Regions from separate parts of the Homo sapiens genome. Here all the other regions are linked to region 3. The links are chromatin loops, found by intact Hi-C in ENCODE. Cell type or tissue: B cell. All regions are shown on one strand.

Evidence for each region. Peaks named below come from ENCODE experiments on the same cell type or tissue, not always from the same donor. Only the 100,000 strongest peaks of a DNase experiment are listed, where the experiment ranks them.
Region 1: a loop joins it to region 3, with 7 times the contacts of the local background. A loop is called at or near these places in 2 of 110 quality-filtered maps.
Region 2: a loop joins it to region 3, with 20 times the contacts of the local background. A loop is called at or near these places in 14 of 110 quality-filtered maps.
Region 4: it touches region 3 in a loop (16-fold over the local background); 43 of 110 quality-filtered maps call a loop at or near these places.

What each region holds. Positions count from the first base shown.
Region 1 is chr2:43,102,167-43,110,166 of GRCh38, reverse strand. It overlaps LOC107985876, which reads left to right and starts at 7,722. Exons shown (of 3, transcript XM_047446566.1): 1 at 7,722-8,000. LINC02580 (long intergenic non-protein coding RNA 2580) reads left to right here and starts at 7,722. Exons shown (of 2, transcript NR_151714.1): 1 at 7,722-8,000. RefSeq lists a silencer at 3,879-3,928. In B cell, CTCF peaks have their summits at 3,843 and 4,043; DNase peaks (open chromatin) are centred at 646, 2,246, 2,846 and 4,026; H3K4me3 peaks cover 453 bases; H3K27ac peaks cover 5,311 bases.
Region 2 is chr2:43,572,760-43,580,759 of GRCh38, reverse strand. It overlaps THADA (THADA armadillo repeat containing), which reads left to right. Exons shown (of 38, transcript NM_022065.5): 9 at 2,153-2,247; 10 at 3,518-3,738; 11 at 5,733-6,424; 12 at 7,768-7,946. Among named protein-coding and RNA genes, the nearest start is that of THADA, 19 kb to the left of the region's middle. In B cell, CTCF peaks have their summits at 3,060 and 3,264 (motif pointing right); a DNase peak (open chromatin) is centred at 3,279.
Region 3 is chr2:42,942,641-42,950,640 of GRCh38, reverse strand. All of the region lies in intron 1 of LOC112268413 (a long non-coding RNA gene), which reads right to left. Among named protein-coding and RNA genes, the nearest start is that of LINC01819, 93 kb to the left of the region's middle. RefSeq lists an enhancer at 4,291-5,090. In B cell, CTCF peaks have their summits at 3,401 and 3,601 (motif pointing left); DNase peaks (open chromatin) are centred at 1,330, 2,859 and 3,610; H3K4me3 peaks cover 1,034 bases; H3K27ac peaks cover 3,249 bases.
Region 4 is chr2:42,854,862-42,862,861 of GRCh38, reverse strand. No RefSeq gene overlaps it. Among named protein-coding and RNA genes, the nearest start is that of TRI-TAT2-1, 48 kb to the right of the region's middle. RefSeq lists enhancers at 5,040-5,627, 7,945-8,000. In B cell, CTCF peaks have their summits at 3,520 and 3,719 (motif pointing left); a DNase peak (open chromatin) is centred at 3,721.

The DNA.
Region 1 (8,000 bases), 160 kb before region 3:
CGGATCACGAGGTCAGGAGATCGAGACCATCCTGGCTAACATGGTGAAACCCTGTCTCTACTAAAAAAATACAAAAAAATTAGCCAGGCATGGTGGCAGGTGCCTGTAGTCCCAGCTACTTGGAAGGCTGAGGCAGGAGAATGGTGTGAACCCAGGAGGCGGAGCTTGCAGTGAGCCGAGACCGTGCCACTGCACTCCAGCCTGGGCGACAGAGCGAGACTCTGTCTCAAAAAAAAAAAAGGAATCTTAGAGGTTCTCTTGGGCTGTTTTTAAAGGAGATGATTACTTTCCAGGTGCTGGTTTCTAACAGATGAGATTATAATTATTATTTTGTATGTATCTTGTCAATTGCTTCAGGGCTTTAGTGGGACCGGAGTGGGAGTAAGTAAATAAAATCATCCTCATCCTGAAAACAAAAGAGGAATGAAGAATTGGTCTGGGTGAGTGAGAGAAGGAGGAGGCAGCCAAGGGGAGAGATGGTGTAGGGCCTGGTGGTGACAGGACAAGTGTCCCTTTCTAGGCCACTGTGGTGATGCTGAAGGGTCTGGCTTCACTGACCCAGGGGGTGTGAAAAGAGGATTTTCCATGAATTTGAAAAGAGAACCGCAGTCATTGCTCAATTTGCACTTCTCCCCATGGCCCCCAGGCTTTGGGGGGTATTTTTGTAATGTTGTGAAACATTGAAACTTGCAGTGTCTCCTTTCTCTTCCTCTTCTCTCCCAACTCAGTCACTCCTACCCATTTCTTTTTTTTTTTTTTAAACCATGTTTTGCTCCTTCCCTTCATGTGGCCACTGGTGCAGGGGTTTGAGATGGGCTGCCCACTGTGACTGCTCCTCCATCTCTGGGCAAGACAGGAGTCTCTCTGGACCGAGGCCCACAATTTGCTGCTGGAACAAACAGAAGAGGGTCAAGCAGTTCAGATCCTCAACGAAAGAGTAGCAATAGAGCAGCAAATACTACTTGAAAACTCTACTGTGTGCCACTTAGGAACCATTATTATTGCCATTTAATTTTACTTATTTAAGTTTGTCCTGTGCTTCAGCTCATGGTACATGTTCATTATTTGTTTGTACAAGGCCCCTGCATCTATTTGTTTGTTTGTTTGAGACAGGGTCCTGCTCTGTCACCCAGGCTGGAGTGCAGTGGTGTGATCATAGCTCACTGCAGCCTTGAACTCCTGGGCTCAAGCTATCCTTCTACCTCAGCCTCCCATAGCTGGGACTACAGGAGCATGACACCATGCCTGGCTAATTTTTAAATATTTTTGTAGAGATGGGGTCTCACTATGTTACCCAAGCTGGTCTCTAACTCCTGAGCTCAAGTGGTCCTCCTTCCTCAGTCTCCCAAAATGCTGGAATGACAGGCATGAGCTACCACATCTGGCCCATTTGTCTGCTTATCCACTTACTTTGCCCAGAGTTTCTCATTGGCCGCACTATTGACATATCAAGTCAGATCATTCCTTTTATGCAGGCTGTCCTGTACATTGTAGGATGTTTGGCAGCATCCTTGGCCTCTCTACTACATGCCAATATTACCCACCCCCACACCTCCACTGTAACAACCAAAAATGTCTCTGGATATTGCCAAATGTCCCCTGGGGAAAGGGAGCAGAATCATCTCAGGCTGAGAACCACTATCCCCTTGTCCCCTTCCTCACTCCCCTCCTCTCCCAATAGAAGCCTCTCTGATGCATCTGCTGTGTGTCCTCCTGTTTGCACACATCCTTGCAGCTCTGTTCACTGCCCCATTCATATCCTTTGCCCACTTTTCTATTGGAGTTGCCATCTTCTTTGGATCTGCAAAGAGCAGTCCTTGTGTTTTCTTTTCTTTTCTTTTTTTGAGATGGAGTCTCACTCTGTCACCCAGGCTGGAGTGCAGTGGTGTGATCTCGGCTCATTGCAACCTCCACCCACTGGGTTCAAGCAATTCTCATGCCTCAGCCTCCTGAGTAGCTGGGATTACAGGCTCCCGCCACCACACCTGGCTAATTTATATATTTTTAGTAGAGACGGGGTTTCTCCATGTTAGTCAGGCTGGTCTTGAATTCCTGACCTCAGGTGATCCACCCACCTCGGCCTCCCAAAGTGCTTGGATTACAGGGCATGAGCCACCGTACCTGGCCAGTCCTTGTGTTTTCTAAATATGAGTCCCACATTGGTGTGGCCTGTGTTTTCTTCTCCTTTTCTGTCATCAGTCTGCTAACTCTTGCCTTACAGATGAGGAAGCAGAAGTTCACAGCCATAGCTGCCCATGCTCACACAGCTAGTAAGTGGTGAGCCAGGTCCAGGCCTCTGTCTCCAGAGCCCAGGCTCTTGACCCCTGGGCTACAGCAGTGTCCCTTCCATTCAAATATGACTTCGCAGGCAGGCAGGCAAGGTCAGGCCCTGAGGCCCGGGCAGGGAAGGGAGGTGGCTCACTCCAGGTCATGCAGCTCGACAGCAGCATCACCCAGGTCACCCTGATGTGATGCCAAGTGTCTTGGGAACTGGATTTAATGTGTTTTTTTTTTTCTTTTTTTTTTTTGGTTGAGGAATGACCAAGTGATTTCGCTTAAATGTCCAACAGGAGGCTGTGGCTCTGGTGAGAAGAAGAGGTGGGGATCTGAGGGTGTCTGTGCGAGGAGGCTCCTCTGTTGGCTCTGCATGGTGCTCACAGACACATGGTTGGGCAGATTTCTGGATCTGGATTTTCTGGCCTGGATCTCTGTGCCCTGGACCCTGGCAGAAGAGTGCTTCTCTCCCGGCCCAGGGGATGATGGATGGAGAGGAGCCAGGTTTTGTTCCCTAAATGCCATTCACATGACTCTCTGACCTCAGGGTCCTTCCCCTTTCTCTTGTCTTTTTCTCCTTCACTGCATTCTGCCCTGCTTTGGTTTCCCTTCTCTATTTTCCTTTTTTCAATCTACACAAAGCCCTTGGAGGGCTGGGGCTGACCTGGGGCCTCTTGGCTCTGGCTGAGGTTGGTTTCCAGTTCCTGGACGGTAGCCCTGGGGCTGTCTGACTTCAAGGGCCATAATGAGACTTGGGAGGTGGGAGGTTTGGGAGGAAGCAAGCCGGCCAATGAGCCAGTGCCTGGAGGCTGGTCCTCTCCTGCATCCTCAGGGCAGGACCTCTGAGCCACCAAAGCCCGAGGACAAATACCTAGTTCAGGCCACAGCCACTCCCTACCCATCCCTGACAGACATGCCTAGTTCATCCCAGATCTCTTCCTACCAGCCTCAAGATCCTTCTCAGCGGAGAATGTGGGACGGAAATGTATCACCTCTGGCTTATAGCTTCATCTTTACTTCCTGGAAGCCTTTCCCACCGTGGTTCTCAACCCTGACCGCTTAGCAGAATCACCTGGGTAACTTTCCAAACAGACTGATTTCCAGGCCCCAACCCACGATTCAGATTTCATGGGTCTGGAGTGTGGCTGGGGATTGAGATGTTGTAAAATCTCCCTGGGTGATTCTGCTATGTGGCCAGGACTGAGAGCTACTGTTTCACTGAGGCCAGAGTGTTGCAGAAAGAGCACAGAAGGCAGGTGGGGGACTGAGTTCGTGTCTGGACAACCCTCAGGTGGCAGCATGTCTCTCAGCAAAGCCCCTTCCCTCTCCAGGCACTGGGCAGGAGCACCCTAAGGAGAAGTGACAGATTTGTGGAGTTTTAGACTCAGAAAGGGCCAGGAAACCAACCAAGCTACCCCTCATCCTGCAAAACAGAAGACTGGAGGGGGTGGAGTAGTCAGGGTCTCACAGGGCACTGGCAGGGTTGGGGGTGTGGGAAGCCAGGCTAGGCTTTGGGCTGCCTCCTCCCACTGGCTGGGCCCCTCAGTGAGTCCTCTTTAGTTTAGAATGTTGGGAACATGATGTCTCCCCACTGTTTACTCGAAAAGGAGCCTGTTCTCTCAGTGCCTGGTAGTGGGGAAGCAATGGCTAGAGTTAGAGGGTATTGGTCTCAGCCAAACTTGGCAAGAGGACTTTTGCAGTGCCGCTGACTGTCTGCAGCTGTTTTATAGGCCCTGTGGCTCAAAAGGGGAAGTGTGGCTGCATTTAGAAAGTTGTCCACAAGGAGGAATGGTGGGGGTGTGGGAGTGAGGGTGGGGCTGACAAGGGTGGCCAGGCTGGGGAGCTAGAGGAGGAGGAGGAGGGACACAGGCAGGACCTGTGGACAGGGGTTTGATTTGGGGCCCACATGTTGTCACTGTGGAAACTCTTGGGTTTGAGGGGATGGAGATAGGGGAGTGTGAAAGGGAGGCAGACAGACAAGAAAGGGGGAGGTGGGGAGGGAAAAGAGCTCCCAGCTGGGAAGCCTGGCCTTTCTTAGGTTGGAAGCAAACATGAAGTGTGCTGGGAGCATGCCCAGCCATGCCCTGAAGGCCCAGGAAGGGGTTTCCTCTAAAGGGGTGCAGGGAGATGGTGAGAGGTGCTGGAAACGTGGAGGTTTTCTCAACATAGTCCAGCCCACAGAAGGGGATGTGAGAGGAGGAACTCTTCCTTCCCCCAAGCTATACAGAAATATATCTGATATCTGAGTCCATTTAGGCTACGATAACAAAATATCATGGACTGGATGGCTTATAAACAGCAGACATTTAATATCATAGACTGGATGGCTTGTAAACTGCAGACATTTGTTTCTCACAGTTCTGGAGGCTGGAAGTCCAAGATCACGGGGCCGGCAGATTCAGTGTCTGGTGAGGGCGATCTCCTCATAAATGGTGACTTCTTACTCTAACCTCACATGGCAGAAGGGGTTAGGGGTCTGTCTCAGGGCATAATATAAGGGCACTAATCCTATTCATGAGGGCTCCACCCCCAGGACCTAATCACCTCCCAAAGGCCCGACTCCTACCTTCATCACTTTAGGGGTGAAGATTTCAACATATTAATTTGGGGGGGACATAAACATCTGGACAGCCTGAATGAAATGCACCATCCCTATGGCCAGGAATGCACCCAACCCTTCCCAGGGCTGACCTGGGGCTCAGGTCTCCATGGTAGCAACAGGAAGATTGCTACACAAGGCTCCTAGCCCAGGGGTTGGAGGCTGGAAGACCTCAGAGAGCCTGACTGAAGATCCCCATGCCTCAGGCTCCTGTTCCTGTTAATGACAGGGAGATGTACCTCCCCTGCCCTATCACAAGTGCCCTGCCCCAAGCATCAGGGAGAAACATTGAGCTCCTGCTGATCGTGGGTCACACTCCCACTGCTTCCCTCAGGCCTACTGCTCTCCCTCAGTCACTGGCACCTGCAGGGTGCTGCTCTCTGCTGCCCCCCATGCCCTAGCCTTGTCCCTACTGTATATGTGGGGATAGAGTGATGGGGTGGCGGAGGTGGGGGGTGGTGGTACCATAACTTCAATCCAGAGCTTTCCTACAGAAGATCCTGCCTTCACCAGAAAAGTGCTTTAGCAAAGCTCCTCTTCCCAAAGTAGCCCCACCCAAAAGGACCATGAGAAGAAGACCTTATCCTAACTTTGATCGTATTACACTGGCCATAGAAAGCTCCACCACCTTTGGTGATAGATTCAGCAGCCAGAGAGATCTACTCTGAGGGTGGGAGTTAAAGCAAAGAGGGGAGGTTTGCATTGGTTCTGACTCTGTGGTTGAGCATCTGATGTCAGAAGCATGACTCCCAAAGAGCCTGCTCAGTGTACCCTGGGGAACAAGGTAACTCAACTCAACCCAATCCAACTCAACCCAATTCAACTCAACCCAACCCAACTCAATTCAACCCCACTCAACCCAACTCAACTAAACTCAATTAAACTCAACAAAACTCCCATTCATTCACTCCGTGATTTAACTATTATGTACTAGTCACCAACAATGTGTCAACCGCTGTGCTAAGTGCTGGGGATGCGGAAGAGAGCAAACAAGACACAGCCCTGCCCTCATGGAGCTTCGAGTCTGGTAGAGGCACTTAAGGGCATATCACGGGTCTGTGTCTCTATTAAGCTCATGAGGATGGCCGTGGGAGGGTAGGGAGAGGAAAGGCCCTTACCTCTGTGGTCTTGCTGGAGAGACTATATTCATATACACAAAACACTCAGAGAATGAGGCAAAGTTTAATAAGTCCATTGTTGACTCTGGTAACCACTAGGTGGGCCTGACCACTAACTAACCTTGAAAAAAAAAAAAAAATTGGCCAGGCATGGTGGCTCACGCTTGTAATCCCAGCACTTTGGGAGGCCAAGGCAGGCAGATCACTTGAGGTCAGGAGTTCAAGACCAGCCTGCCCAACATGGTGAAACCACGCCTCTACTAAAAATACAAAAAATTAGCCAGGTGTGGTGGCGCGCGCCTGTAATCCCAGTTACTCGTGAGGCTGAGGCAGGAGAATAGCTTGAACCCAGGAGGCAAAGGTTGCAGTGAGCCGAGGTTGTGCCACTGCTCTCCAGCCTGGGTGACAGAGTGAGACCGTGTCTTAAAAAAAAAAACACCCCAAAACAAAAACAAAAAAAATTAGTTCTGACATGAGTGTGTTGGACTGGAAAATCCATGTGGACTCTGCCGTCTTTCTTGGTTTCTTCTTCCATTTGGCTATCTACCCCCTTCCCTTCCTCCTTCCACCTCACTTAGAGCTAGAAACCTTCCATGGCAAATGATTGGATTCTAGGTTTGGTTAAATGCCTACCATTTACAAAGTACATTGCTAGCTGCAGTAGGATTCAGAGGTAAACAACACTGGCTTTCCCCTTAAGGACGCTGGGCCTGACTTGGGTTCACAAATTGCTATGACAGAAGACAGTGAAAGATGCATGCATCTTTGGACTGCATTTTACCAGTTCAAATATTTTATTTTTAATAATATGTAATAAAATATAAGGTATAACAGGGAAATGAAATGCACAGATCTTAAGCGTGCGGTTCCAAGTATTTTGAGTGTGAGTGTGACTGTGTGTTGCAGGGGGAAGGTAACAGAAGAGTTGAGTCCCTTCACTGGGTATGGCATTTGGAATATCAGTGCTATCATGTTTTGGCATGTCTGCTGCCTGCCGTTTTGTTTTTTAAATTGCCAACTTCAGAAAGTTTATAAGACTAAGGAATTCCTGTATACCCTTTCCCCAGATTCACCAATTATTTACATTTATGAAATCATTTGAGAAAAATTTAGAGAAATCTTGCCCCTTTACCCTTAAATACTTCAGTTTATATTTCAAGGACATTCTTTTACGTAGTCTGGCTTCCTCTTAGCTGAGCCTTGGGCATTTCATTTTCAGACAGTATTGGGTCATTCTATATCTTAAGTAAAGCTGATTTAATGGGAGAGAGAGCTGGATTGGTTTTCTGCTTGATGCTGTGCTGGTGGCCTGGCTGTTGGGGGCTGCCTAGGTCACAGGGTCCCCCAGGGAAAATCTGTTGACTTCCGCAGCTATGCTTGAGTCTGCTTGTTACTGGACAGCTGGTCTGTCCCCTTAGAGGCTTGGCTGAACTCTGTGCTCTCCTTCCCTCTACTTTGTTCTCGAGTTTTCTGCACATTCTTCCACCCACAGATGTGAATGTCGTGTGATGTTGGCTTTCCAGTGTCTTGCATGGCGTGGTAGCAGCAGAAATGAGCTTGGCTGGGCACCCTCTCTGGGCCTTGGAGGCAAGCCTGGGCTCCTCTGAAAATACAGGCAGCTTCCTTTCCCTGACTTGCCTGGAGGAGCCAGGCCCTGTGGTGCGGTCTGGCTCTGAGGCCTGTGGTCCTGCTTGGGACTGGCAGTCTTAGGCTGAGGGAACATTTTCCAGAGTATAGCCGAGGGACAGAATGTCTCAGTAAGACGGGCTCGGAGGGGAAGTGTTTTGGAAAGGCCTCTGCTTGCTCTGGGAGGCGTTCAGGATGCTGAGGTTTTGGAAATCTATGGCGGCTCTTCACAACTGCTCCCAGCTTTGGGAGGAGGAATAGACGGGTGCTCGTTTCCTCGGGTTCAGTGGCAAAGGTGAAGACCAGCACTGCCGACCTGGGACCTGGGCCTCTCCCGGGCCTGGGGAGGACACTGGACTTTGAAGGGGAATGCAGCCTAGAAG
Region 2 (8,000 bases), 630 kb before region 3:
TACAGGCATGCACCACCACGCCTGGCTAATTTTTTTTTTGTATTTTTAATATAGACGGGCTTTCACCATGTTGGCCAGGCTGGTCTGGAACTCCTGACCTCAGGTGATCTGCCCGCCTTGGCCTCCCAAAGTGGCTCAGGTGTGAGCCACCGCGCCTGGCCTCATTGTTTGTGTTTTTAACCCTGGTAATGAAAGTCTTAGCTATATTTTGTCCAATTAGTATTTCTATTTCTCTTTTTGCCTGGGTTCTCAGGTATTAAAAGGAAAGGAAAGTAGTTAAAGTTACTTTTATTAAGACATAACTTACAGAAAACTTTTCAGAGGTTATTTACTTTTTAAAAGAGGACTGTGTTAGTCTAAAAAAAAGATTCTCTAACTAATGAAATGTAGAGAATACATGATTTTAATATGAGGTAACTTCGGCCGGGTGTGGTGGCTCATGCCTGTAATCCCAGCACTTTGGGAGGCCAAGGCGGGCAGATCACGAGGTCAGGAGATTGAGACCATTCTGGCCAACATGATGAAATCCTGTCTAAAATACTAAAAAACTAAAATACAAAAAAAAACATTAGCTGGGCGTGGTGGCGTGCACCTGTAGTTCCAGCTACTCGGGAGGCTGAGGCAGGGGAATCAGTTGAACCCGGGAGACAGAGGTTGCAGTGAGCCAAGATCATGCCACTGCACTCCAGCCTGGCAACAGAGCAAGCCTCCGTCTCAAAAAAAAAAAAAAAAAAAGAAGTAGCTTTTTTTCCGAAAAGTTGATGGCACCTAATCAGTACTATTCTTTTCCAGCATTTTAAAGCTTCATAATCAGTAAAGTGTTTAGCTGCAAGTAACTGAAAACCAAACCTCCTTTCCCACATAACAAGTTCAGAGGCAGGTCATCCAGAACTGGTATAGGCAGTGTACGACCCACACATTTTCTGCTTTTCTGCTGTGCCATCTTCAGCAGGTTGGTTTTCACCCACGTTTGTTGCCTCGTGGTTGCCATATGACTGCTGTAGCTCCAGATGTGTCTTTATTCAAGGCAGGAAGAAGGAAGGCCAGTTGCGTCTTTACTTTTGATCAGGATACTCAAGTGACTGGCTTAAATCCAACTGGCCTGAACCCTCTTATATGCCTACCTTTAGTTGCAAAGAAGATTGAAGAAGCAAGTATCCTGCTTTTGGCTGGGCATGTGGCTTCCCCAATCAAAGTCACAGTTTTCTTATCAGTGATGAAGGGCAGAGTGGATATTTAGTACGTAGTTTATGATGTCATAAAGAAGTGTTACTTCTTTCCCCAGGTTGAACAACTCACCATGGTATTAGAGGCTAATAGAGATAAAACAAAAAGAAGATACCAAGTCAAAACTGTTTGGTTGCTATGGGTACAGTGTCAGTGCTAGCAAAGTTTGTAATTAGCACTTACCTACATTCTTTATACAAGCCCTGAAATCTCTTTTTGAAAAAGTCTGTGTATATGGTGATTGGGATACAGAGGCATTGGTGGAGGGGAGGGGACAGGTGGTGTTGCTGTTAGGTGTTTTGGGAAGCAATAGTTGGCGAGGAAGAAAGTGTATGTTAGAGGAGAGAGGAAGGAATCACGTTTATTGAGTATCTATATGCTGGGCTTAAAAGCCTTTATATTCAGCCGGGCACAGTGGCTCATGCCTGTAATCCCAACACTTTGGGAGGCCGAGGCAGGCGGATCACAAGGTCAAGAGATCGAGACCATCATGGCCAACGTGGTGAAACCCCATCTCTACTAAAGATACAAAAATTAGCTGGGTGTGGTGGCACGCGCCTGTAGTCCCAGCTACTTGGGAGGCTGAGGCAGGAGAATCGCCTGAACCCAGGAAGTAGAGGTTGCAGTGAGCTGAGGTCACGCTACTACACTCCAGCCTGTCAACAGAGTGAGACTCCTTCTAAAAAGCGTTTATGTTCATTATTCATCTAAACCTGACACTGCCTCAGTTAAGAGTTATCCCATTTTACCCAAGAGAAAAGAGAGTCTGTGGGATGTTAAATAACTTAGGTAAGACCTATTCACCCAGGAAGTGGTCAGACTAGAAATTGTACCCAGGCCTATCTGGCTGCTCAGCATCTGCTCTTTCCACTCTACCAGAATATTCATTATTTAACACAAGCTTCTCTCCTTTTTTGCCAAATAGATGATCTGTTACAGACTGTACAGAGCACATCTGGATTAGCTATTATTCTTTTTATTAAGACTATGTTTCACCCGTCTGAAAAGATTCCTCATTTGGTAAGTGCATCTCCTTTTTAGAATTGTACTTTATTGAGAGTTAGGGTATGTTTAAAAAATAATTTTGGCTTGGTGCAGTGGCTCACACTTATAATCCCAACACTTTGGGAGGCCAGGGCAGGAGGGTCACTTGAGGCCAGGAGTTTGAGATTAGCCTGGGGAGTTTAGCTAGACCTTGTCTCTACAAAAAAAAAAAAAGAAAATTTGCTGGGTATGGTGGTGCACAGCTGTAGTCCCAGCTCTTTGAGAGGTTGAGGTAGGAGGATCGCTTGAGCCTAGGAGTTTAAGGCTGCAGTGAGATAAGATTGCACCAGTCTGGGCAACAGAGTGAGACCTTGTCTCTTAAAAAAAAAAAAAATTAAAAATATTTTTAAAGAAGTGAATTAAAATAATTTTTTTTTGCATTGTCTGGTTCCTTCTGATGACCTTTTTCTGTTATAATAAGAGACAATTCCAAAAATTCAGATAAAGCAACAATAACAAAAAGACAATAACAGTCACCTGTAAGTCCATCTCACAAAGATAATCACTATAAACATTTTTGATGTACATTCTTTTAGTTTCTTTTTAGTGCTGTTTGTTCAGTGTCATCTCTCATTAGTATCTTAAAAGATATTTTTAATGTTAAAATTATGCATATCAATGTATAGATATATACACAGTAATAACTTTTCTGATAAATGTATTCTTTATTGAGAATAACCCAAATCATGTGCTTTAGACAGGAAGCATGCTAGATAGAGTCAATTGTTCAGTAAATTTGCTTCTTACAGAAAGTATAATTTGATAATTTAGGCCACAATCCTTGTATTTTTTACTAGTAGATTTCTTTTTTTGCTTGCTATATTGTATGGAAACTTATTTTATCTTTTTACCTGACCTTAGAAAAATATATTATGAGATCACACAAAGTAATTATCTTTGGATAAGTCGAAGATGTTTATTTCTCAAATCACCTCTAAAAGCATTTGTTTAAAAAAAAAATACATACCAAAAAAAAAAAGCAGTTGTTAAGCTTATCCACCTGCAGGTGGCGATGTGTTGTGCTCTGCCAGTACATTCCAACCAGCAAAATCATTCTCGTACTTGATGTAATTTTTTTCCTTTAATACTAATACAATAATCATGACATTTGTGGGTATTTTATCTTTGGATTTAGTCATTTTTCCTAGGATTTTTCAGGGGAAAGAGATGTTTGGGTTTGTATTTTGAAATATCTCTGAAAAGTTTTAAAAGCTTTATGTGTGTTAGCTCTGCTATATTTTTCCAGATTAGCAGTGTGCTGCTTCGTTCAGTGGACTGCACCAGTGTCCCCGAGTGGTTTATGAGCAGCTGCAGGAGCCTCTGTTGTGGTGACATCTCTCAGTCAGCTGTCTTATTCCTCTGTCAGGGGACACTTGCCATGTTGGACTGGCAGAACGGAAGCATGGGTCGGAGTGGGGAGGCCCTGCTCTTGGATACTGCACATGTTTTGTTCACCTTGAGTTCACAGTGAGTTTTGATGCTATCGTCTCATATTTTGTTTCACTTGTAAGACATTTAGAAGATGCAGTCCAAAAGCTGGAGTGGCTTGTGCCTCTAATCCCAGCTACCCTCCCAGTAGGCTGAGGCAAGAGGATCACTTGAGGCCAGGAGTTCAAAACCAGCCTTGGTGACATAGTGAGACTGTGTCTGTACAAAACTTTTAAAACTTAGCTGGGTGTGGTGGCATGCGCCTGTAGTCTCAGCTACGTGGGAGGCTGAGGTGAGAACATTGCTTGAGCCCAGGAGGCCGAGGATGCAGTGAGATATGATTGTGCCACTGCACTCAAGCCTGGGCGACAGAGTGAGATCCTGTCTTAAAAAAATAAATAAATAAAATTATTGCTGCAGGTTAGCCTGTAAAGAACATTTCTAAAATTAATTTTTAACATTTTCAATGTTATCGTTTTTAAAAACTATAAAAATTTTTATATGTATAGTGTTTTAGAATTTATAAAGAACTTCAACATAGGTAATCTAATGTGATCCTCAAATGGCTACTATATAGGATAAGAAATCTAATTTGTTGAATGGGCAAAGGGAGGCTTAGAAAAGTAAATGCTTACCTGAGACCATATTGCTAATAAGAACCTGAAACAGCAATCTTAGAAGGTCTTCTGACTTCATGGGGCTGTATTTTGTATTTTTGTGGTGTTTTTGCCATAATGGCTGAAAGTGATCATGTATATGAAATGTCGAAACATATATACAGCTTGATAATACTGAACATATGAATAAAGGAGGAAAACTAAAATAATTTTTTACATATTTGAGCTATATTATGCAATTCATAAATTTGAAGTGTACAATTCAGTTTATTAGTTTATTCACAGAGTTGTACAACCACCAGCATTTCTAAAATTAATTTTTAATATTCTCTTTGCTATATTTTTTCTTTAAAAATTTTTTTCCTGAAATTTGTTTTTAGCATCATTTTTTAAAACTATAAAAGTTTCTACATGTGTAGTGCTTTAGAATTTATGAAGCACTTTAACATAGGTAATCTAAAGTGATCCTTATCAACATTTCTGAAATGAAGTTTTAACATCTTAAAAGTTAATTCAAACAACTTTAGAATATTTTTATCACAGAGAAGCCCCATTCCCCCAACCATCTCCAACACTTGGCTTTCCTTATCTTTTAAATTACATGTGTAGGCCGGGCATGGTGGCTCAAGCCTGTAATCCCAGGCTTGCAGATCTCAGGCAGGTGGATCACTTGAGGTCAGGAGTTCAAGACCAGCCTGGTCAACATGGTGAAACCCTGTCTCTACTAAAAATACAAAAAATTATCTAGGCATGGGGGCATGCGCCTGTAATCCCAGCTACTGAGGCGGCTGAGGCAGGAGAATCGCTTGAACCTGGGAGGCAGGGGTTGCAGTGAGCCGAGATCGCACCACTGCACTCCAGCCTGGGTGACAGCAAGACCCTGTCTCAAATAAATAAATAAATAAATAACTTGTGTAATCATCACAGTCAAGGTAGTGAATATTTCCATCATCCCCCAAATTTCCCTATGTCCCTTCCTGGACTATTATTATTTTTGAGACAAAGTCTCGCTTTGTCACCCAGGCTGGAGTGTAGTGGCATGAGCACAGCTCATTGCAGTCTCACTCCTGAGCTCAAGCAATCCTCCCACCTCAGCTTCCCAAGTAGCTGGGACTGTAGGTGTGTGTCACCACACCCAGCTAAATTTTTAAATTTTTTATAGAGATGGGGTTTCACTATATTGCCTAGGCTGATCTTGAACTGCTTTCTGGATTATTTTTTACAAGGTAAAAAGAATCATATACAAATTTGAGATCTGTTTTGGCTTTACTTGTAGTTTTTTGTTCTTGTAAATTTAATAATTGAAATTTGTGGTCATTCTGTGTATTTAATATTTTTAAAGTCTAAATTGTTATAAAATGAAATTTCTTTTACTAATCAGTTTACAATAATGGCTCATGGCTCATTTTTCTTCAGGATTAAAGAGCCAACGCTGGAAATGTTTCTGTCTAGAATCTTAGCATCCTGGACTAATTCAGCCATACAAGTCCTTGAATCAAGTTCCCCGAGCCTAACGGACAGCCTGAATGGGAATTCAAGTATAGTTGGGAGACTTTTGGAATATGTCTATACCCATTGGGAACATCCATTGGATGCTCTGAGACACCAAACCAAAATCATGTTCAAAAACCTTCTCCAAATGCACCGGCTCACTGTGGAAGGTGCAGATTTCGTCCCTGATCCTTTCTTTGTGGAATTGACTGAGAGTCTTTTACGATTGGAATGGCATATTAAAGGAAAGTACACGTGCCTTGGTTGTTTGGTAGAGTGCATAGGAGTTGAACATATTTTGGCTATAGATAAAACTATTCCATCTCAAATCTTAGAGGTGATGGGAGACCAGTCATTGGTACCTTATGCAAGTGACCTCTTGGAAACCATGTTTAGAAATCATAAGAGTCATTTGAAATCCCAGACTGCTGAGAGTTCTTGGATTGACCAGTGGCATGAGACTTGGGTTTCTCCTCTCCTTTTTATATTGTGTGAAGGAAACTTGGATCAAAAATCTTACGTGATTGATTATTACTTGCCAAAATTATTAAGTTACAGCCCTGAAAGCTTACAGTACATGGTAAAGATTCTTCAGACTTCTATTGATGCTAAAACTGGTAAGAAAAATGCATTTTTGTTTTAGTAGTTTCTAATTATGATGCTTAAATGTAGGTAGCTATGCAGATACTAATCATATTCAAATTTAAATATCACTTCTATAAATAGTAAAGGAAGAGATTAATGATAGATGTTTCAGTTTGAAACGAATGTTCCTATATATAGCTGAATGGAGTTTTTTGGCTGAAGTCATTTCTACAAGCTAAAGAATAATTCCACTTAAAATGATAAACTTTCCTGTATTACAAGGTTTTAATTCATTTTTTCAAGTTCTGAATTTATTTTATTGTATCACTGAAATAAAAGTTTGTGTGTCTTATATAATGTGCTTATTCAAGTCATTGAGACAATAATTAAAAATTGTGTTAGGCAAGGTTAAAGACAGGTAACTTGGCAGTAGCAAGTTTTTTTCTCTGGGGAAGTGACAAAATTCAGAGGCATGATCTCAAGAAATAGCCATCTATAGTTATTTAGAATAGGGGTAAACATCCCATTGAAACTCACAAACCCTACAGGAATCACTGCATTCAAGCATAATTCAGGATGTGTAAAGTGATGATCATGACACATCATATAAATCTTAAAATTATTACATTCTGTTTAACAAAGCAAGAATGTAGTATCGTACAGCATAATTTTAAGAAATATTTTCAACTAAAATTGTTAAAAACGTTCAGTACTTCAAAGAGTAACCATGAGGTAGCAGGAAAATTTGATTCCTGTATGCAAAAATAAGCCATTATTTGTAATTTTTGACAACACTTGTTCTTGAGTTTTTGAAAAGCCATCTGAAATTCAGGATTCAAGAATCTGTTCTGAAGTAAGGTTGTCTTTATTTTTATATCAAGCTGCCCTGTCTTCTTGGTAATGGCTGACGTCCTAGCCTCTGAAACCAGCAGGCTCTTTGTGTTCCTTTTTTAATCTTTACTAGTGAGAAACAGCCACTCTAAAATATGCAGAGAGGTTCAGTGTTTACTTTTAGAGAAGTAATAGTCTGTAGCCACTGATGTGCTTATTTCTCCACCTGATTTTATTTCCTGATTTGCTGCCTGATTCCCTTTCTAGGTGTTAGGGAAAAAGCAAAAATGTTAGCAGGTAAATAATGATTTGTTTATGTTAACGATAAGAGAATTATGCTTACTTGAAATGATTGACAAAAGGGCAAATCATATTAAATAATGATTATTTTAGAATAGGAACTTTAATTTGTGTTAGAAATGAGTTTAAAATGTGATTTTTATTTATTGAAATAAAATGTTAATTGGAAACATGAAAATTAGCAGCTGATAATTATAGTAGTCATTGCATAATACAGTAATGGTCTTTGTTATTGTGCTTTCAGGACAAGAGCAATCTTTCCCATCCTTAGGGTCTTGTAATAGCAGGGGGGCTCTGGGAGCTTTGATGGCATGTCTGCGAATAGCTAGAGCTCATGGACATCTTCAGTCTGCAACTGATACCTGGGAGAACCTCGTGTCTGATGCAAGAATAAAGCAAGGCTTAATTCATCAGCATTGCCAAGTAAGTAAAGAAAATTACCTGGATTTGTACATGCAGTAGATCCCTTTCATGTAG
Region 3 (8,000 bases):
CCAATGCCTCTAAATTCTCTCCCTCATCCCCATATGGTCTCAAGATGGCTGCCACAGTTCCAGATATCACATCTTCTTAAATCTCCTTCCAAAGTCAGGATGTAGGGTGATGGTCAATGTGGCAAGAGCTCTCTTTATGTGCTTTTCTTATTTGATCAGAGATGAAAAGTCTTTCTCAGAATCTTTTCCATCCCCACTCCCACAACCCAGTCTCAGGTTGTGAAGAGATAACTTTGGTGAGGTTGTCCATCACAACTTTGGAGGAGTAAATGAACCTATTTCCACATCAGTTGTTCATCTGTAAAATGAGGGCTAATGATATTTACCCCAGGAGGTGGTTGTGGGGATTGAATAAAGTGATCTAGGCTGGCCATTCCAAGTACACAATCCTCTTGGCTTGGTTGGTTCAGAGAGGGACATGTGACCTGATGATACCAACCAGAGTCTTGCTTTAAATTTTGTCTGTGGATGCTGGAGGGGGTCTGTCTTCCTCTGGGATGTTGAACAACGAGGCTCAAGAGAGCCTAAAGCAATTGCACGTAACTAAGCGATTGTTACCATTTGTCTTGGTAAAAAACAAATTTCAGGAACTAAACTCCATTTCACTGAAGCCTAAATGCATCCTAGGAGGTTTTCTAGAGCTAGTCCCTCTGAGCAAAATATATTTATGCCCCTGAATTGATCAGATCCTCCTGTTATATGGATTCATGGAGCCCAGTCACTTCCCCTCATAGTTTGCAACAATTTGTAATTAAATATATTACAAATGATATCATGCCACAAAATTTAGGATTCAAGAAATGTTACATTTCTTAAATGTTCCACATTAAGTTGCATCTGGCTAAAACCCTCCTTTGTCAAAGTTATAGAAAGTTGATGCAGAAGGTGATGCAGAAAGACCCCAGAGTTTGCCCCACCCATGAAAACATGTGTTTTTAACATAGTAGGGACTTAACTGTCAACCATGGTTGTCCCCAGTGCTGCCCACGAGACAGTAGAGGGATTAGGGCAACTTTGAGGCAGGCTTGACCTGGGGGGCATTGCTCAAGGTTCCTGAGACTGGGCATCTGGGCGCAGTTCTCCAAGGCACAGGGCAGCCCCCACCAACATCCAGGGCCCTGCCACTGCAGCACTTGATGGGGGCGGATCTCTGGGGCCCCTGCAAAACCCCTAACACCTCTCGCCTTCAGTCCAAAGAGCCTCACAAGCCCTGAAGGCCATGGCCCTCCCCTGGCCAAATCTGACTGACACTTTGTTTACCACCTCCTAAGGGGCGTAGGCCTTTCAAATCACAGGGGCAGCCCACCTGGCCTGGCAACTTCTCCATTCAGCCGGAAACACAGACCAGAGACTGTTACTTTCCTCCTCGTGATAAGGAAATCTCAAACCTCAAGAACTCAAAGGCCAGGTGCTCCAGAAGGGTAAAGGAAAAAGCAAATATTTCTTCCTTTATCTTGATAAGCCAGCAACCTAGAAAGTGGAAAAATGAGACCCGACTTCTCAACAACTTCTCATTGGCATCAAACCTACCTGTCACATATATCTGTATATGGTGGACAGGGGATCCTAGGGGCTGGTGTCTAATTTGCTCACTATTTTATCCCAGTTTTTTGGCTCACAGTAGGGCTCAGTAAATATTAGTCCAATAATTATTAATCAGAACTCTTTGTGCTCTAAGTGACAGAAATTCAAACTGAATCAAAATTTTTAAAAAGATAATTGGCCGGGTGTGGTGGCTCACGTCTGTAATCCCAGCACTTTGTGAGGCCGAGGCGGGCGGATCACGAGGTCAGGAGATCGAGACCATGCTGGCTAACACGGTGAAACCCCATCTCTACTAAAAATACAAAAATTAGCCGGGTGTGGTGGTGGGCACCTGCAGTCCCAGCTACTTGGGAGGCTGAGGCAGGAGAATGGCGTGAACCCGGGAGGCAGAGGTTGCAGTGAGCCGAGGTCACACCACTGCACTCCAGCCTGGGTGACAGAGTGAGACTCCGTCTCACAAAAAAAAAGATAATTAACTGGCCCTTGTAACTGGGGAAATTGAAGGAAGACCTGACTTCAGGCAAGATTGGAACAACAATATGGTGGAGTATGATTTTCTCTCCAGCTCTATGGCCACCTTTACATGTTAGTTTCATTCCCCCAACAGCTTCTTCCTCATATCCTTGGGCAATGGCTCCAGCAGCTTCCAACTCTCTTGGTCATCACTCAGCATCTCAGAGGAAGACAGATCCTCTTTCCAGCATCTATAGCTTGAATCTTAAGCAAGACTCTGATTGCATGATGTGTCTATCCCTGAACCAGTCACTTGGCCGGGAGGACTGTGTGCTCAGAATGACCACCTGGGTCATGTGCCCAGCTCTGGGTGATGGTGGAGAGGCATCATAAGAAAGAACTTCACCAAGAACTGGTTTGGCTCCTGGAATATAAAGGGAGCTATGACCAGCTATATTTGCTTTGGTTTCCTTATCTGTGAGGTAATGGCATTGGACTACATGGGCTTCAGAGCAGGCAAAGAGAGAAAGGGTTGGCAGAAGCATCAGATGTCCTCCATATAGTGTTGGGAGCTGAGGCTGGGCGGGCTATGCATTCAGTTGGGTTCAGTGATGGTGGGTGTATTAGTTAGGGTAAGAAAGCTGCTGTAACAAACAACCCCCACCTCCCAATAGCTCAACATACCAAACTCAGTCACACCACAGTCCAAAGCATGGTGATGGGGTATTCATCTCCATGCAGTCATAGAGGGCCCCCTTATTTTAGCAACATCCTCATTCCCTAGAGTTCTGGAGTCTTGTGCTTGTAGTTGCACTGATGGGGAAGGAGTGGAGGTGGTACGTGGAAGATGATACAGGAACTGTTGGAGGCCAGGCCTGGAATAGATGTACCTTACTCCTGCCCAATAGCCATTGGCCAGAACTTGGTAGCTGCACATGGTAATAGCAAGGCAGGCTAGAAAATGTGTCCAGAAAGAAAAGCAAACAGAGTTTGGTGAGTTCCTAGTCCTGCTGCATTGCGGGAGGACTGAGGTGGGTTTAGGAGGTGGCAGGGGCAGCGGGGTAGGATGTGGTGGACCTGAAACTCTAGGCTGCCTGCCTCCAGATTTTTCACTTGGGCAGGTCATTTCAATTGAGGCAGATTTTTCAGCTGAGACTGAGCTCTCTGGGCCTCAGTGTCCCCAACTGTCAAATGTAACAAAGCCACCTCTAAAGCCCCTTCCCATGTAAACATTCTCTGCTTCGCCCACTGCCTAGAGCCTCCATTGCTCTGCGCAGCTCTGTTTCCCTGATCTTATTATCTCTGACCTCCCCTTTAACTTCACAATGCCCCTATTCCAGCCCTCCTTTCATCCCTATCTGCTTTATTTTTTTTCTCCATAGCACCTATCATCTGACGCGCCAAATGTTTTTCTCATCTATTCATTGTCTTCCTGCATGAGAATGAAGCTCCCAGGAGGCACAGATTTTTGTGTTTAGTTCACTGCTCTATCCCAAGAACTTAGAAAAGGGCTTGGCACATTGAAAGCACTCAGTAAATACTTGTGGAATGAATGAATGAATGACTTTTAAAACTGTTCCATCAAGTCATTCATAACAGAGCAACGCTGCCATCTGGTGCCAGAAACTTGAATTGCAAGCACAAACTGGAGCCGGGGAGGGAAACTGTGCCCAGGGACAAGCCTTGCCAAATTAACCCTATTTCATTGCTTCAGACACCACGGTCTGACTCTGGAGGGCTCAACAGTCCCGTGGGGTCTGGTTTTCTGTCCTATGTGTGTTCCCCTCCAGATCGCCACGTGACATCTGAGCCATTCATTAGGTTCTCAGAGGCATCAGGCACTCCGCGCTTGCTCTGTTTCTGCTCAAGTAACATCTGGGGACCGCTGTGTCTTAGAAGATGGGCTATCAGGGAAAAGATTCCAGCCCTGAGAGAGGATGAAAGAGAGAACGTATGGTGGGGGCTAGTAGGGAGGACCAAGGGGAGGGTGGGGAAGAAGGAAAGGCCTCTGTGGAGGAGACCAGGCCCACCTCCAGCTTCACTCCACGTTTGCTTTGGTCTCCTTATCTGCGAGGTGACAGCCTTGGACTAGGTGAGCTTCAGACCATAACTCAGCCTAGCCCTAAAATCCCACAATTCTTTTTTTTTTTTTTTTTTTTTTTTTTTTTGAGACAGTCTCACTCTTGTCGCCCAGGCTGGAGTGCAGTGGCGCGATCTCGGCTCACTGCAAGCTCCGCCTCCTGGGTTCACGCCATTCTCCTGCCTCAGCATCCCAAGTAGCTGGGACTACAGGCACCAGCCACCAAAGCCCAGCTAATTTTTTGTGTTTTTTAGTAGAGAAGGGGGTTTCACCGTGTTAGCCAGGATGGTCTCGATCTCCTGACCGCGTGATCCACCAGCCTCGGCCTCCCAAAATGTTGGCATTACAGGCGTGAGCCACCGCGCCTGGCCAAAAATCCCACGATTCTTAAGAAAGACCAGAAGGTTCATGGTACATCTAACTTCTGGATTAATGCCTAGAAGACGGGTTTCAGCCACTGGTCAGAGGCTGGCGTCCTCAGTCAGGGGGTCTCCTCATTAATAGGCAGGTGATCTAATTCAGTGGGGGTCTCTCCAAGAGGACACTCCAGCTTCCCTCTTGAGCCTTGCCCCTGCTGGGGCTGAGCACCAGCAGTGTGGCCCCGTGCTCTTAGTGTCTTGCAGCCAGGAGCACCACCACCTCCTCCCCCCTCATGCCCCCACACCTATGTGTGTTTGTGCTGCTCCTTTCGAAAGCCTAAGGACTGGCTCTGGCTAATCTCTGATGTCTCTTGGGTCTCTGAGGTCTGTATGAGCCAGGTTGGCTGCTCAGGGCATGAAGGAAGGGGCCCCGGAGGGACTTCTCCCCTTTCTTTCAGAGCTTTGGTTGTTGGTGACAGGAGCAGCTTCAGTGGCTCTGCCGATGCCTGCAAACCTTTCTTCCTGGCCTCCACCCCAGCTCCCTTCAGCACAGATGTGTAGGGCACCTTCCAAGATGCTGTGGGATTTAGAAGATAGTTTGGGCTCTGACCCCGAAGGGCTCCTTGTGAGTGGGGGCATGCCCCGTGCAGCACAGCAAACGAGCTGTGGCCATGCATGTGCGAACAAGCATCGAAGTCAGGAGTCCAGGCTGACAGGAGAGTTGCTTGGGAAGCCTTCTGGAGGGGTGGGGTCCCTACGGCTTCTGAGTCCACCCACACTGAAGCACTGAAGTAGAGTATCTGAGGCCTTGGGGGCAACCACCTTGCCCCAGCTCCTCTTAGCACCCAGAGTCAGGGGGAGTGACACCTGTGAGCCTCGCCCCGCCCCAATGTGGGGGTCACTGAAATGCGGGCCTGGCCGCCTCATGACACTAGAGCACCTGTATGTCCAGAATGCGGTAGGGACTCACAGAGACCCACCTTTTTCCTCCTTCCGTGCCCTTCCATCTCTTATTCTCCTACCCCCACCAGAGGCTCCTCTTCCCTCTGCCCCTGGGAGTCAGCTCGCTCAGGGTCCCCTGCCGTGCCCACTGCCCTCCCTCCCTGTGCAGCCTTGCTGTTCCTCCAACCTGGCAACTGGCTCCTATGTACTTCTAGGAGCACTTGCCCAGTGGAATAATGGGCCGGATTGTCTGTGGTCAATTCATCACCACTATCCCTTTCCAAGGTCTTCTCTGTGGCTCTGAGAGAAGCTAGGAACTACAATTCCCAGAATGCCCTGCTTGTGGGGCTACATCTTTTCTGGCTTGGTATTGGGCAGGTGGAAGAGAAGGAGAGGTCATTATTAAATCTAAATCAGATGAAGAGCTTTCTATAAACTGCACACCAGACTTCGAAGACTTTGTACAAGAAAATGTAAAATGTCTAACTAATAATTTTTATATTACTCCCATATTGGAATGATAACCTTTTATGATATATTGGGTTAAATAAAATGTATTAAAACTCATTTTGTCTCTTTTTGGTACTTTTAAATGTGACTGCTGAAAAATTCTAAAGTACATAAGTAGTTCACATTAGAAGTCTACTGAACAGAGCTGGTTTAAAGTATGCTGGTTTAAACTATGGTTTAAAGGGGCTGGGCGCAGGGGCTCACACCTGTAATCCCAGCACTTTGGGAGGCCAAGGCCGTTGGATCACTTGAGGTCAGGAGTTCCAGACCAGCGTGGCCAACATGGTGAAACCCAGTCTCTACTAATATTACAAAATTTAACCAGGCATGGGGGTGGATGCCTGTAATCCCAGCTACTCAGGAGGCTGAGGCACAAGAATCTCTTGAACCTGGTAGGCGGAGGTTGCAGTGAGCCAAGATCCTGCCATTGCACTCCAGCCTGGGTGACAGATTGAAACTGTGTCTCAGAAAAATAATGATAACTAAATAAAAAAATAGAGTGTGCTTGGGGATAGAAGAGGCACATACAAAGCCCTTCATAGCCACCTGAGATGATAAACAATGTTACATGTTGAATGGGGATTACTACCACATGAGAGTGGTGCAGACGTTGAGAGTTAAGAGCTTAAGGGATAAAAGGAGGTCCCTGAGGGCTCCAGGGTAGGGAATGAAGGAGGTGAAGGTAGGATGGAGCCCACCTTGGAGAACGGGGGGATGTGGACGGGAGGATGTGGATGGTGCAAGGGCGTGGAAGCCGTGCCAGGCAATGGATTCCATGGGTTAAGAGAGGAATAACTCATGCCTGGCAAGATGCAAAGGCCAGATGGTCTCAAGCAGATGTGAAGAAATGGTTATTGAGTCTCCTGTGTCTACAGTCACAACTCTATTCAGTCTACCCAATGCTGCAAAGTGTTGGGTGAGGGAGGCAGACAGAAAAGTCCTGTCTGAGCTCTGGGCACATGGGTGCCATCTCCTAGGGTGCCTAGGTCACAATGCAAACTTAAACCCAAGCCCCATCAACTTCTCCAGCTCTGTCTAGAATGTGGCTCCTTGAGGAGCCAGGTTTTCAAAAATTTTTATTTTTATTTATTTTAACTTTTATTTTTTCGAGATGGAGTTTCAGTCTTGTTGCCCAGGCTGCAGTGCAATGGCGTGATCTCGGCTCACCATAACCTCCGCCTCCCAGGTTCAAGCTATTCTCCTGCCTCAGCCTCCTGAGTAGCTGGGATTACAGGCATGCACCACAATGCCCAGCTAATTTTGTATTTTTAGTAGAGACGGGGTTTCTCCACGTTGGTCAGGCTGGTCTCGAACTCCCGACCTCAGGTCATCCACCCGCCTTGGCATCCCAAAGTGATGGGACCACAGGCATGAGCCACCGCGCCCGAGGAGCCATGTTTTCTAGGGGTGCTGGGGCCAAGGATCTAGGCTCCACGGGGCAGGGTGCTCTGCCCTGGTCCCAACTCCACGGGCCCTGCCTCCTTGCCCCAGCCTTGTCCCAAGCAGTTTCCTGGTGGTTGTAGACTTGAGTCAGGGGAGAAGTCACAGGAGGAAAAATGTGTTCCCGTCTGAGATGAACTCACTCCACCTAGACATTATGGAGTATGGTAGATGAGGTTGTGGGAACTATGAAGCCACCGCTTGAGAGTGCTTGTGCTTGGCATTTTGCAGAATTTCTGGCATGGCTGCCCCTGGTCAGCAGTGAATCTGAGAAAATCTGGGACCTCTGTGGCCCTGGCCTTGTCCTGTGGGACGGGCCTCCTGGAGCCAAGGGGGACTGGAATTGAGTCCACGTTGGATGTCGAGTCATTCTGGGAAGGGCTAGCTGTGGTTTCCAGGCCCTCTAAAAGGCTGCCCAGATACTGACCAAGAGGAGCCCAGAGATGGCCAGGCCAGAGCGAGTGCCAGAGCAGGTTGTCCTGCGGCCCAGAAAAAACTCTGATTCTAAAATCCTGAAGGTGCTTTGCCTCCAAGGGGCCTGCACGTTGAGGGACTTTTGAAAACAGGAGAGCTTTTCCACCATTGTCTCAGGGGCCTGTGCCCTTGCTTACAGAAAGAGTTAGACAGCAGCTCAATACATCCTTCCTAAGCACCTCTCTTCTACCCAATCC
Region 4 (8,000 bases), 88 kb after region 3:
GCGAACCTCAGGGCCCGCCTCGGCCCAACCCCACTGAGCTGCTGCCTACAATCTGAGTTGGCCACCGACAGTGGGTGCTGGAGGGCTGACCTCAGGGTGGCTTTCTCCAGGCCCCCCGTGAGATAGAACAAGTCCCCCCTGCCCTCAGTGGCCCCTCAACCAGACCAACACACCTCCTTCCTACCTGGGTTGTGGTGAACTCTGTTCTCTAAATGACCAGGCCTGGCCCTCAAGATGTTACAGGAAGATTTCTGTTAGCAAATCCCCTGCTCTTTCCACAAAGCCTGAGTTTCCCCACCAGTATCTCAATAGTGAGGTCAAGGAAGTCAGCTCTGAGCCTAAAGATGGCTACCTTCCTTTCCTTTCCTGTGGCAGTCAGTCTCATGGCTCAGCCTCTGAGGTGGAAGGCTGCAAGGAAACAGGATTTAGGAAACAGTAAAAAGAAATCCATTCAAATGGTTTAGATAAGCCAGGCGCAGTGGCTCATGACTGTAATCCCAGCACTTTGGGAGGCTGAGGAGGGAGGATTACTTGAGCCCGAGTTCAAGACCAGCCTAGGCAACATAGCGAGACCTCATCTGTACAAAAAAAAAAAAAAAGAACACAAAAATTAGCTGAGTGTGGTGACGCATGCCTGTAGTACCAGCTACTCGGGAGGCTGAGGTGGGAGGATCACCTGAACCTGGGAGGTGGAGGCTGCAGTGAGCCATGATCACACCATTGCACTCCAGCCTGGGTGACAGAACAAGACTCTGTCTCAAAAAAAAAAAAAAAAAAAGGTTAAAATGATACATGTTACTGATGCTAAGTGTTACTGTGTGTTTTTTCACCACAAGGGGTTTTGGGGGGTTTTTTTGGGCAGCGGGGGGTGGGGGAGATGGGGTATGAGAAAGAGCTTGTTCAAGTAATTAAATATAAGGATGAGGCTAGGCAGGGTGGGGGGTGGGGACACGACCCACAGAAAGCACAAGTCCCTTGGGACCCTCCTCCTCTGCCCGCATTTCAGAGGCTACAGCCAAATCTGGAACCAGGTCCCAGCGACCACTAGCTCCTGTGGGGAGGAGTGGGTACAGGTTTCTCCAGGGCCCTGGACCCAGGGACATAGAGGAGTTCTCGAACCCACAGCCCTACCTGCCCTGTCTGCAGACAGGCACCAACCAGGGCTGGGGCCAATCAAGAGAAATCTAGAGGAAAACACAAAGGAAAACTAAAAAAGACACAGCAGAATAGAACAAGGCATCTCACTAACACTGCCAGAGAGAGGAGAGTTCGAGGGCACAGATGAAGAAGACAGGGGCAGCCCTGCAGGGACATCCCAGGAGGCCAAGGGTAGGAGGCTGGACAGGGTAGACCCTCCAAGCCCAGGTCCAGAAGGGTATTCCCTGCCTCCCCAACCGAGGACTCCAGGCACCCATCCCTGGATCCTGCAAGGCCAAGGCAGGGTCCAGGTGCATGCTGCCAACCATAAGTTTTTAAAAATATTTTAATTTAAATTTTTTAGATTTTAAATTTTAATTTTTTAGTCAAATTTGTTGAAAAAAATAGAAAATTCAAATCCACATGTGTTGCCAATTAATTTTCCCCTTACTTCACCTTCTACAGAAGGGCTATGAAGTAGGGTGGGCTGGCACCACTCAGTGCCTACAACCCACTTCTCCTAATTTTGCTCCTTGTGATATTTCTGTTTTCTCCTTCTTCGGGATTCTTAGATCAGTTGCCGTCCTCGTCCTCCTAAGGAAGGAAGGATGTTTCACCACCACCCAACCTGCTGGAATGGGGCTTAAGAGTAGCCCCATCCTTCTCATGTGACCTTCTCGCCCCAGACCCCAATACAATCCTCTCACTTTCTTCCTGCCATAGGTACACAGAACTCAAGAGCCTTGATATATGCACGATATGTTCAATGGCATTCAGGAATTGGAATGACTGCATAGAACAGGAAACCCAGATCACAGAGGCATAAACAAAAGAGGAACTCATTTTTCTGTCACATGATGAAAAGGTCAAAGGCTGGAAATTCAGGGCAGCCCAGCATCTCCACGATGTTGTCCAGATCCTGGGCTCATCCTGGCCTTCTCTTCTGCTACTATAGGGTATGACTTTTGAACTCATGCTCACAAAATGGTTGCTGAAGTTACCACCATCACATCCATAGTCCAGGCAAGAGGAAAGGTTAATGGTGCTGGTGTGTGCACTAGCTGAATGTCCACCTTTTAAGGAACTTTGCTAGAAGCTCAACCCAACCACTCATGCTTCACCTCATTATCCAGAACTGAATTATGTGGCTATCCTTAGCTTCAAGATGAGACTAGAAAATGAAGTATTTTAGCTGGGCCAATTGCCAACCCTAACGAGTTGAGATTCTATATAGCAGAGGAGAGTTGAGAGTTGGTCAGGAATTGGCAGCCCTGTCACATATGCCTAATTCCAGTGCTGTTATTGGAAGTACCAAGGCTGGCAGCTTCCACACTGGGTCTTCAGTCGCTCATGTCTTCTGTGTCTGCCTTCATTCCTCTACTCAGATGGCAAACCTCTTTGTAAACAGAGAAAACATGTTCATCATTTTCATTACTCCCTCTTCCCAACCCCAACCTTCCAATCCTACTGTACCAGCTCAATAAATGCTTACTTTAGAAAGAAAAAGCAGTAACACTCACTATTAACCATATATGCCTTGGGACAAACTTTCCATTTCTTATTTGAATCACTGTTTTTATCGTGTATTGCATTGTCATTTTCCATTTCGTGAGCTTAAGTAGCAACTCCTCAAGTCAGCTATAAATTCCTAACAGTCTAGAAGTGCCCAATCCAGTGACTTTCACACGGTGAATGCTTTCATGACTTGTAGAGTTTATTTGGCCTGAGTTCTAGTCATTATCAGTAACCACAACAATAGTAATTTCATACCTTTATGATGCTTCGAAGTTTACACAACTTCCTTTATACACATTCTCTCACTTGGTCTTTTAAGTAACTCTTTTAAGTAAGGCTGCTGTAATTATCCCTTTTTCACAGACAATGAAATGGAGGCTAAGAGAAGGTATATTGCTTGCCCAGAGGCATGAAGTCAGTGTTTGAACTGGAACTTAAATACAGGTCTTTGACTTCAAATCCAGCAGTTTTCCATCAAACTTGAGGCCTCGATTCTCTCACTTTCAAAAATGAAGAAATTAATTTAGATTATTTCAATGCAGCACTGTCCATTAGAAATAGAATATGAGACACATATAATTTAAACTTTTCTAGTAGTCACATTTAAAAAGGAAAAAGAGACAGGCGAAATGAATTTTAATAAACTTTTATTTAACTCAACTCAAAATATTTCAACATGCAATCTTCATATTAATAAGACTTTTTTTGCTTTTGAAAGCTAATTTTTTTATTTATGTCTTTAAGTCATAGGAACTTCTAAAGAATGAAAGCCAATGTGTTTATGACACTTTCAGCACATCACAATTTAACCACTTTTCAGGTGCTCAAAAGCCACACATGGCTAGTGGTCACCATATTGGAAAGCTCAGCTGTAATGTTTGAAGGGTAAATTTAACTTTAAAACAAGCTCCTATATCTAAGATTTCGTGATCAAATTATTTTAGAAATTATCTAAAAGAGTTATTTTCTGTACATTCTTGCAATAAAGGAGAACTGCCTGTTCAACAACTATCCCCCTGTAGAAAACTGGCTTTGCCTAGATCCATCACAAAGCACCACTGCCATCTGGTGGTAGACTCTTGAATTGCCAGCAAATTCCCCAAGAGGAAATAATCAGGCTCTCGGAATGAGTTTATCAAAGCAGTAGAAACTGACTCCACATAATCCAGGAGAATTTGTTGAAGAATGCACAATGCTGGGCCCTGCTGAATCAAAATCTCCAGGACAAATCCCAAACACCCAGATTTTCAGTAAATGTCCCCAGTGGTCATTCACACTGAAACTTGAGAATGGTTGATCTAAAGGACATGCCTATATAATACAACCATAGAAAATTCAGTGACAGTAAATGTCAGAAGAGGACTCATTCTTTCCTGATACTGTTCTGATATTTGTCAGACTGCTAATTTCTTAGTTTCTACATAGAAAAAAAAACCCCACCCCCAATATATACACACACACACACACAGTTGGAAAGAATCCATAATCCCATCACTTTTTTCAAAACTTAAAGGAAGAAAGAAGTCTATGTGGCCACTCCATCTCCGACCCCCCCACCCCCAACACACACACACACCCCTAAGACACAACTCTGTAACAGTTACATATAGCTCAGGCCCTCACAGCCGTGTCCCCACTCCCAGCCTCTGCTCTCACCCTGCTCCCTCCACACCCAAGTTCCAGCCAGGCCAGTGCCTTCACAGCTCTCCCCCTTCACCTCACTCCCCTTCTGAGACTTTGCAGAGCTGTCCCCTCCATCTGGAACAGCAGTCACCATCCTACCCTCCAGCCCCCATGACTTGTCCCTCATAATGCAGCTCAGGCATCAGCTACTCAGGAAGCCCCTTGGGGAGCCCTCTAGACTGTGCTGGGTCCCCCTCCTTCCCCCCGAAGTGCCCCATATGGTAGCTGTATTGTCTGACTTCTCCACACAACTGTAAGCTCCTTATGGGGCAGGGCTGCGTCTCTTGTCTCTGTATCTCTGCCACCTAGAAAAAACTCTGCCACAAAGCAGGCATTGTTAAGAATTTGCTGAGTGAATAAATGTTTTCTTTTCCTTTCTTTTCTTTTCTTCTTTTTTGAGACAGGGTCTTGCTCGGTCTCTCAGGCTGGAGTGCAGTGGCACGATCATGGCTCACTGCAGCCCTGAACTCCTGGGCTCAAGCGATCCTCCCACCTCAGCCTCCTGATTAGCTGGGATTAGCATGCATCACCACACTCGGCTATTTCTTTTTTATTTTTCTTTATTACTTTTGTTTTATTTTATAGAGATGGGGCTCTCTGTGTTGTCCAGGCTGGTCTCGAACGTGTGGGCTCAAGCCATCTTCCTGCCTCCGCCTCCCAAACTGCTGGGATTGCAGGTGTGAGCCACCACGCCCAGCCATAAATAAATGTTTTCAAAAGCATCAAGTAGTCCCTCTGATTTTTAAATGATAATGCTAGTTCTGATGAGTTGACGACACTAAGCAGTGTGGACCTTTACTGGAGTCTCAGTAATGTCAGCTTCCAGCTCTGAGGACGGAGCTGCAGACGTTATGACGGCTGACCAGAAGCGTTTGTGTCGGGGACTAGGGAGGGCAGTGATTTGGGCACCATGAACACAGTGAGACACGGACGGGTGCAGGAAGAGGGCAGTAACAGAGTAACCCGGGAATGCCGTCCCCACCTCCCAGGAAGGGATCCATTTCCCCAGAGGACAGAGGCCTGCTGCATCTCGCCCAGCTAATCTGACAGAAGCCAGCTGCAGCACTAGGCCTGCCCCCGGGAAGGCATGCTGAGGCCGGGAACCACATGCCACTGTTTGCCCCTGGGGGACAGGGGCACAGGGAGAGGGTAATTGACTTGTCTCCCAAGTTTATTTATTAATTCCTAGCTGCACCATTTGATGTGGTTTCCAGGAGGCACGCCGTTGAAATGTGCCGCCCTTCCCCATCCTGGCTGCAGTGGCCCCAGGGAGATGGGTGAAGCTCAGAGCCAGCCCACAAGTCAGACCAGGTGCAGGCAGGGGACTAGGAAGGGTGCCCACCATGCAGGGAGGCTTGCCGGCCCCAGCGCAGGCAGCAGGCCATGGCATGGGGTAGGGTGCAAGGCAACAGTGGACGGTGTGCTGGGGAGCCTGAGACGATGCGCCTCGGGACAAGTGGCCGCAGCTCTCTGCTTCAGCTTCCCCAGCTGTGAAAAGGAAAAATGAGTGGCGGCAGCTGCCACTTCGTAGAGCTGAGTGAGAATACCAACGTGCTGAGGGTAGGAAGTGCTGTTACAAGTCAGGGGCACCCCGCAACTGTCGAATGTTCCAGACGGGCAAGTGTGTATCTCTAAGTGCCGGGTCTAGGCCTAACTTTGCTCCTCATTTTATGTTTTCCGAATTTCCCGTGCTTCCTACAATTAGCATGAATAAGCTGTATAACCAGGGAAACATTAGACTAAAGAGAATGGGAAGCGTGTGGCCCAGAGATGGAGCCACGTCTCAACAAGCAGGGTGGTTACAGGGTGGAGGGAGAAAGGGGGTGATCCCTCCAACCCAGGCTTGAGCGAGGAAGGACACCTCAGATGCAGGGAGAGGGTGGAGCCTGAAGGGTAAAGGGAGGGGGCGATGACTTGAATGAAGGTAGCCATAGACCCCAAACAGAGGAAATGGGAGCCAGGCCCCAAGATTCTCTATCCAAGGCAGTGGCTCTCCTGGCTTTCAGCCTTTGAAGGGTCAGCACAAGTCACCTTCATTTAGCTGGTGTGCTCCCCACTGTGTGGCTCCAATCCCCTGGACTCTCTCCAGAGACTCTATCCGCTTCCTAGGACGGATGATTGAGCAGGGCGTGACCGCCCAGGAGGTGGGAGGTGAGTGCAGAGGTCAGGGGTTCTCCATGCTCCGCCATACCCACCGTCCACGGGCCCCACAACTCTGTATGTGTGTGCAGACCCTGGTCCCAAGGAAGTGGCCATGGCTTCTTCCAAGAGGCACATGCCCGTCCAGGCCCCAGGCCAGCGTCCCCCTCCCCTCACCCCTCACCCTGTGGCTCCCCTGCTCACTCCCATCGACACTCTAGAGAAGAAGCTACTGACAAAAAAATGTTTAAAGATGTCACAAAGTTAGCAGCAAATCAAAGTCCTCGGAGCCCTGAAACTGACATGGTAGAGATGTAGGCCACCTGCCCTTTGAGATTCTGGGAGAATTGGCCGCACTCCGATCGCTTACACACTTTTCCGATATGTCTTTGCCTCGGAGCACCAGTTCCTACTGCATTTGTTCAGTGGGCAGAGAGTGTCCCGGCCCCACATTCACGGGCTAGAATAATCCACCCCTTTCCTTCACTCCTTTGCCACGAGACCACTCACACAAGGCCTGTGTGTGGCCAGGCCAGAGGGCTTTGCCACAGGCCTAACCAGTGTCTACCCACTGAGGAAGGCCAGGCAGCCCTCCCCAGTGGATGCGGGCCTTTGTGAGGACAGTTTCCGTGGGCCGGGCCACCAATCTGGAGGGCCCCGAGCTGTGTCCACATTCACATTTCTTCACTCAGGCCAGGCTGTGTGCGCACACACACCACACTGTCACACACCCAGGCTGGACAGGGTCCCCCACTCTCTTGCAAGAACTGGACAGAACTCACACTTGTGTTCACACCCAGCTGGGCCACACAGGCATTCACACGCTCACCTGGACTGGCTAAGTTCCTATTCAAGGGGTTTCTGCCTCTGCCCACCAGGATAATCCCCACACCAGGGAGAGATGCCACTTTTTGTGTCAGGGAATAAGATACCCCGAAGCCCACTGGAGAGGCCAGGGCCACTCTGGGTAGGGTGTGAATGGGGGCTGGGACCCAGGCTAGCATAGGGCCTGGCTTCTGTCCCCCAGGTCCATCTGGGCCAGTTGGCCTGTGGGCAGGGAGCTGTCTTAGGCTGACACGGTGCTCTTAGGTCAGGGGAACCCAAACACAGAAAGGAGGCCTCAAGAATGTCCCAAATGTGAAATGGATTCAGTTCTGCCTGCTTTACTCCCCAGGCCTCAGCCATTTCCCCACTCAAACCTTCTCCCCCGCGCCAAACACCCCTCCTCCAGCCTCTTCCACTCTCATGACCTCCGTCCCAGCTGCCATGATCCCACCAGATTATGTGGCCAGCCTCTCATCCTAAAACGCCTACTTCATCAGGTAACTCCCCTTTCAAGAACCTTCAAGAGCTCCCCTGCCCCCCACCCCACCACCCCCATTGTGTAAGGAGGACCTCTGGCTGGCACTCAAACCCCTCAGGATGAACCGGAGCTGACTTTCCTGCCTTAGCCGCCTCTTTTCCCCTCCTCTGGACCCGGGTCCACACTGTCATTCCATAGAGGCGTTGCTCTTTTCCAGCTCTGC